2 separate regions of the Homo sapiens genome follow, and region 1 is linked to region 2. A link is a loop called in an ENCODE intact Hi-C map of the cell type or tissue named here. Cell type or tissue: heart left ventricle. All regions are shown on one strand. Each heading gives the region's core, and the rest is flanking DNA. Links, peaks and the distances in the headings are about the cores only. Region 1 holds the start of LOC124903194 (a long non-coding RNA gene). Region 2 overlaps CLDN10-AS1 (CLDN10 antisense RNA 1).

Evidence for each region. A loop is a pair of places that touch in the nucleus more often than their neighbours do. Peaks named below come from ENCODE experiments on the same cell type or tissue, not always from the same donor. Only the 100,000 strongest peaks of a DNase experiment are listed, where the experiment ranks them.
Region 1: it touches region 2 in a loop (2.4-fold over the local background); 20 of 110 quality-filtered maps call a loop at or near these places.

The regions. Positions count from the first base shown.
Region 1 is chr13:95,648,125-95,651,041 of GRCh38, reverse strand. LOC124903194 (a long non-coding RNA gene) reads left to right here and starts at 431. Exons shown (of 2, transcript XR_007063840.1): 1 at 431-978; 2 at 2,208-2,331. In heart left ventricle, for the core only: no CTCF peak of the experiment used is centred there; a DNase peak (open chromatin) is centred at 1,538.
Region 2 is chr13:95,503,451-95,506,367 of GRCh38, reverse strand. The region is part of intron 2 of CLDN10-AS1 (CLDN10 antisense RNA 1); the gene reads left to right. It also overlaps a transcript of CLDN10 not described here. Among named protein-coding and RNA genes, the nearest start is that of CLDN10-AS1, 29 kb to the left of the region's middle. In heart left ventricle, for the core only: no CTCF peak of the experiment used is centred there; no DNase peak of the experiment used is centred there.

The DNA.
Region 1 (2,917 bases), core at 228-2,727, 140 kb before region 2:
TGCTTTTCTATTGCTTGTAGGGTGTGTTAACGTGGCTTCATTTACCACCGAGGCTATAGATTTAAGAAACAAGACATAATTAAAAAGGAACTAGAGGTAAAAATAGACGTAATCCAGAAATTGCCATTTCACAAGTCTTCCTGGCATTGTGTCATGATAGTGGGAGGTGCTGCTGGGTAACCTCTCAGTGTAGCATAGGGCAAGTCTGCATAAGTTATTTACTTTTTATTAACAGGATATTTTTTGAATTGTTTGTTACTATGATTTGAATAGGCCGCCTCCAAAATTCAGGTGTTACCAATGTAATAGTATTAAGAGATGGGGCCTGTAAGAGGTGATTTGGCCATAAGGGCTCCTCCTTTTATGAATGGGATTAAGGCCCTTATAAGGAGGCTTCACAAAGCATTTGGTTCTCTTGTCCTTCCAGCTTTTCTACCATGGGAAGATGCAGTGTTTTTCCCCTACAAGGATTCAGCATCAAGGCTTCATCTTGGAAGCAGAGATTGGACCTTCACCAGAAAATGGAACACGGCGGCACCTTGATCTTGAACTTCCCAGCCTCCAGAACTGAGAGAAAATAAATTTTATATCATAGCAGCACAAACAAAGACAGGCTCCTTCAGCAGCTTCACAGAACCTTGGATGCCTCCTGGCCCAGGAGCCAGTGGGGACACCTGGCCATTCCTGGGAGGTGGAGAAAGGATGCATGGAGGAAGAGAGGCATCCACCTGGCTCAGAGAACACTAAGCAGCAAAATATTGAAAGAGTTGTAGTGCTTCTCTTAACTGCTTCTATTAAAATGCAAGAGGAGAGAAATGACTTAAAGATAAAATTTATAATTAAAAGAGAAGCAGAATGTAAAGATTTGGAAAATTCACAGCCTGGGCATATAAAGATTTAAAAAATGTGTTGGGGAGAAAACCGAGAGTGGCCAAATGACTGTTGATATGGAGATTACTATGGATACAAGGAAGCCAGGTGATATTCATCAAGACAATGGGAGAGTGACCCCAAAGGCAATTCAGAGATCTTTGAGGCTGCCATGCCCATTTCAGGCCCAGAGTGCCAGGGCCTTGAGAGAAGAGTAGTTTTGCATGGCTCAGGGGTTCATGGAACCTTGGGGCTCACTGCCCAGGGCTGCCTTGGGTCTCTGCATTCCGCATTTTGGGGTAGCACGCCTCAGCTTTCCCAGCTGTAGCTCAAGCAGGCCCAGGTGTGGCTCAGGCCACCATCTTGGAAGGCATAGCCATACACACCTTGGCTGCATCCAGGTGGTGCTAATTCTGCAGGCTTGCAGAGTGCAAGAGCTGTGGAAGCATTATTGGCCTCCACCTAGAATTCAAAGGATATCTCAGACACTGTTGGGGCCCAAGCAGAGACTTGCTCTGGGGGCAGGGACACTGCAGAGAATCCCCACTAGAGCAGGCCTTAGTGAAGCCATGGGGGTAGGGTCTCTGCCCCAGAGACCCCAGACCTATAGAAATGCCAGCATGCAATGCCAACCTGTGAGAGCCACAGGTACCCAACACCAACCTGTGACAGCTGCTCCATGGGCTGTGCCCAGCAAAGCTGCAGGGGTGGGGTACCTTGGGGCCTTGGGGACCTTAACCTCTGCCCCAGTGTGTTCAGAAGGCAGGACATGAAGTAAGGGAAGGTTGTTCTTAGGCCTCAAGATTTGGTGGTGTTTGCCTTGTCGAGTTTTGGAGTTGCTTGGAATCTGTCACTCCTTTCTGCTTCCCTATTTCTCTCTTTTGAAATGGGAATGTTCATCCCATGCCTAAATACACCATTGTACTTTTAAAGCCCTTAGCTTGTTTGATTTCTTAGATTCAAAGCTGGAGGGAATTTGTCTCAGGATGAATCATACACTGACTCTTACCCATATCTGATTTAAATGAGACTCTGAATTTTAGACTTTTGAGCTGATACTGGAATAAGTTAAGACTTTCGGGGCTACTGGGAAGGAAGACATGTATTTTGTATGTGAGAAGGATATGAATTTTGGGGGCCACAGCAGAATGCTGTGGTTCGAATGTGTCCCTTCCAAAATTCAGGTGTTGGCAATGTGATGGTATTAAGAGGTGGGGCCTTTAAGAGGCAATTAGGCCATCAAGATGCCTCCCTCATTAATGGGAGTAAAGCCCTTATAAAAGAGGCTTCATAAAGCGTTCTGCTCACTTGCTCTTTCACTCTCTCTTGCCCTTCAGCTTTCTGCCATGTGAGGACGCTACCAGAAGGCCCTCATCAGAAACTCAAACCTGCAAGAGCCTTGATCTTGGACTTCCCAGCCCCCAGAAGTATGAGAAAATAAATTTCCATTTTTATAAATTACCCGGTCTCAGGTACTTTGTTGTAGTGCCACAAAACAGACTAAGACATATCAATAGAAAGAAGAATATGAGTGTGTGTGGGTGCTAAGCAGCGAAGGAGTTGGATTTAATGGACATTGCATTTGTCTTGTTTTCATATTTCTCTATATAGGTACCTTCCTTTGAGGATTGCTACAGTCTTTTTCAAGTAATTATGGTGGAGCTGTCATTTACACCCTGCGTTTAGCCAAACCACTGGTTGGGCATGTGACTAAGTCAATTAGAATCTTTCTCACAGGAATTTATTTACCTATTTATTTTTGAGATGGAGTCTCACTCTGTCACCCAGGCTGGAATGCAGTGTTACAATCTTGGCTCACTGCAATCTCTGTCTCCTGAGTCCAAGTGATTCTCCTCCCTCAGCCTCCTGAGTAGCTGGGACTACAGGCATGGGACACCATGCCTGGCTAATTTTTGTGTTTTTAGTAGAGATGAGGTTTCACCATGTTGACCAGGCTGGTCTCAAACTCCACACCGCAGGTGATCCGCCTGTCTCGACCTCCCAAAGTGCTGGCATTACAGGCGTGAATCACTGTGCCCAACCCTCC
Region 2 (2,917 bases), core at 278-2,777:
TGTTCTTTTGAGATCTGCCTGACTGTCCTTAAGAAAACTCCATCATAGTTCAGTGTCTGTTTGGAAAGAGAAGGCTGCTGTAGCAGAAGGGACTCATGGGAAGGGATGGAAATTAAATTTCAGCTGTTTGGCAGGGCTCTCGTGTAGACAGGGCTGATGAGAACATCTCTCCACCAGTCCATCCCATGTGACACACACACACAGGCACACACACACACTAGCATCAGCAGCTGCAGACATTCCTAAGGTGGGGCATTAAGCAGTGAGGTTGAATTCCCTAACCCTACCCTATCAAGGATTAATTAGTTCTCCTTTGAAGACAGAAAGGAGCCAGGCGCAATGGCTCACGCCTGTAATCCCAGCACTTTGGGAGGTCGAGGCAGGTGGATCACCAGAGGTCAGGAGTTCAAGACCAGCCTGGCCAACCTGGTGAAACCCCATCTCAACTAGCTGGGCGTGGTGGCAGGCACCTGTAATCCCAGATACTTGGGAGGCTGAGGCAAGAGAATCACTGGAACCTGGGAGGCAGAGGTTGCAGTGAGCCGAGATTGCACCATTGCACTCCAGCCTGGACGACAGAGCGAGACTCCGTCTCAAAAAAAAAAAAAAAAAAAAAAAGAAAGGGAAGGGTCTTGGCACAAGCCAAATTACAAATGTGTCTATTTTATGTTTATTCAAGCATTAGCCCTCACTTTGTAAACATCTGCTTTGCCCACTGCCTCCTTAGTTCATTTTACCTGTTATGGCAGTGATTCGACAGAGATGAGAGCTTTGAGTTGTATTTGCTTCACTGTCTGCCAACAACCACCCTGGAGCCAAAAATACCCTTCAGATAAGGCACAAAGGGACTTGGCCTGGGCTGAAACCAAAATCAACTTCCAAAGACCATAGTCCTTATACGAATGAGAGCTCAGAGCTGTGCACTGAAGAAAGTGAGTCAGCCAACGACTTCAAGTCCCCATGTGCCCATTGTAAGACATCCCTGGAATGTGGCTCTCTGCATTTGAGCAATGGGTAAACAATGGGGCTGCAACAATACCTGCCTTTAAAAATGAGTGGGTTCTGCTAAATTTCCAGAGAGAGAGAACCAGATCTGATTTTATATTTTTAGTTAGGAAATTCCTTGTTTTCTCCCTGTGGACGCTCAGAACCTGATACCATCCTATCACATGGACTTGCAGTCTCAACATAGTGTTAGAATTATCCCAAGGAACACACCTTTTCATGGGAATTAAGAATGAATACAGAAAGATGTATTTGCCTTTGAAAACACCAAAGTTTCTCTACTGGCAAAAAATATTCCTTTGATCCATTTGTGAATTTTGGCTATTACCCTAATTCCCTGCCACCTTCAATAGTTAAACGTTCTTGAGTTGGGGGAAGAGCAGGGTTAAAGCTCAAGGTAAATTTCACCACCTTTAATCTGACGTCTCCTTCTACTTCTTGAAATTAGTGAGAATTTCCAGTGTAATAATCAACAGTGACTTACGCAGATAATCAAAATGAATGCTTTTTAAAAATATGCAAAGCTGGCCAGTGTGATGGCTTATGCCTGTAATCCCAGCACTTTGGGAGGCTGAGGTGGGGGGATCACTTGAGCTCAGGAGTTTGAGACCATCCCGGGCAACATAGTGAGATCATATCCCTATAAAAAGGAAAAATAAAAATATTAAAAAATATTTTAAAATTGCCAGGCGTGGTGGCTCATGCTTGTAATCCCAGCACTTTGGGAGGCTGAGGCAGGCAGATCACCTGAGGTCAGGAGTTCTAGACCAGCCTGACCAACGTGGTGAAACCCTGTCTCTACTAAAAATATAAAAATTAGCTGGGCGTGGTGGCACATGCTTGTAATTCCAGCTACTCAGGAGGCTGAGGCAGGAGAATGGCTTGAACCTGGGAGGTGGAGGTTGTAGTGAGCTGAGATCAGGCCACTGCACTCCACCTGGGTGACAGAGTGAGACTCTGTCTCAAAAAAATAAAATAAAATAAAATAAAAAATTAAGGAATATGTAAATGTCATCTCATATTTTAGTAAATGTGATTAATGTTTCTTGCAGAGGACTTAATGTTTCTTGCAGAAGTAAAAAATGTAGGCAGACAGAAGAGAATATTCCTGTTTTCCTGTCCATAAATATGCCCATATATAGTCTTCTGTAACTTACACTATTCACCTCACTGTAGTCCTCTTTCTGGTTCAATTGTCATACTTCTTCAGTGATGATATTTGCTTGCTTGGCTGGCTTTATCGACAATCTCTACTTCAAACTCTTTTCAATGACCAAATCCAGGAAATATTTTAAGGTGTGCATTTTCCTGTAATTCCATGTAGTATCCATGACTACTCCTTTTCATTTCAATGTTTAAAATTCTGATAAAATACAGGTAACATAAAATTTATTATTGTAACCATTTTGAAGTGTACAGTTCAGTAGTGTTAAGTATATTCACATTTGTGCAACCAGTCCCCAGAACTCTTTTCAACTTGCAGAACTGAAACTCTGTACCATTAACAACAGCCCGCCATTTCTCCCTCCCCCTTCTCCCTAGCAGCCACCATTCTACTTTGTGCCACTATAATTTTGACTAAGTGCCTTATATAAGTAGAATTATACAGCATTTGTTTCTTTGTGACTGACTTATTTCATTTAGTATTACATCCTTAAGATTCATGTATGCTGTAGCTTGGGTCAGAACTTTCATCCCTTTTAAGGCTGAATAATATTCCATTGTAAGTATATAGGACATTTTGTTTATCCATTCATCCACCCACGGACACTTGGGTTTCTTCCATGTTTCAGTTTTTATAAACAGTGCTGCTATAAACATGGGTGTACAAATATCTCTTTGAGATCTTGCTTTCCATTCTTTTGAGTATTTAACCAGAAGCGGAATTTCTAGATCATACGGTAGTTTTATT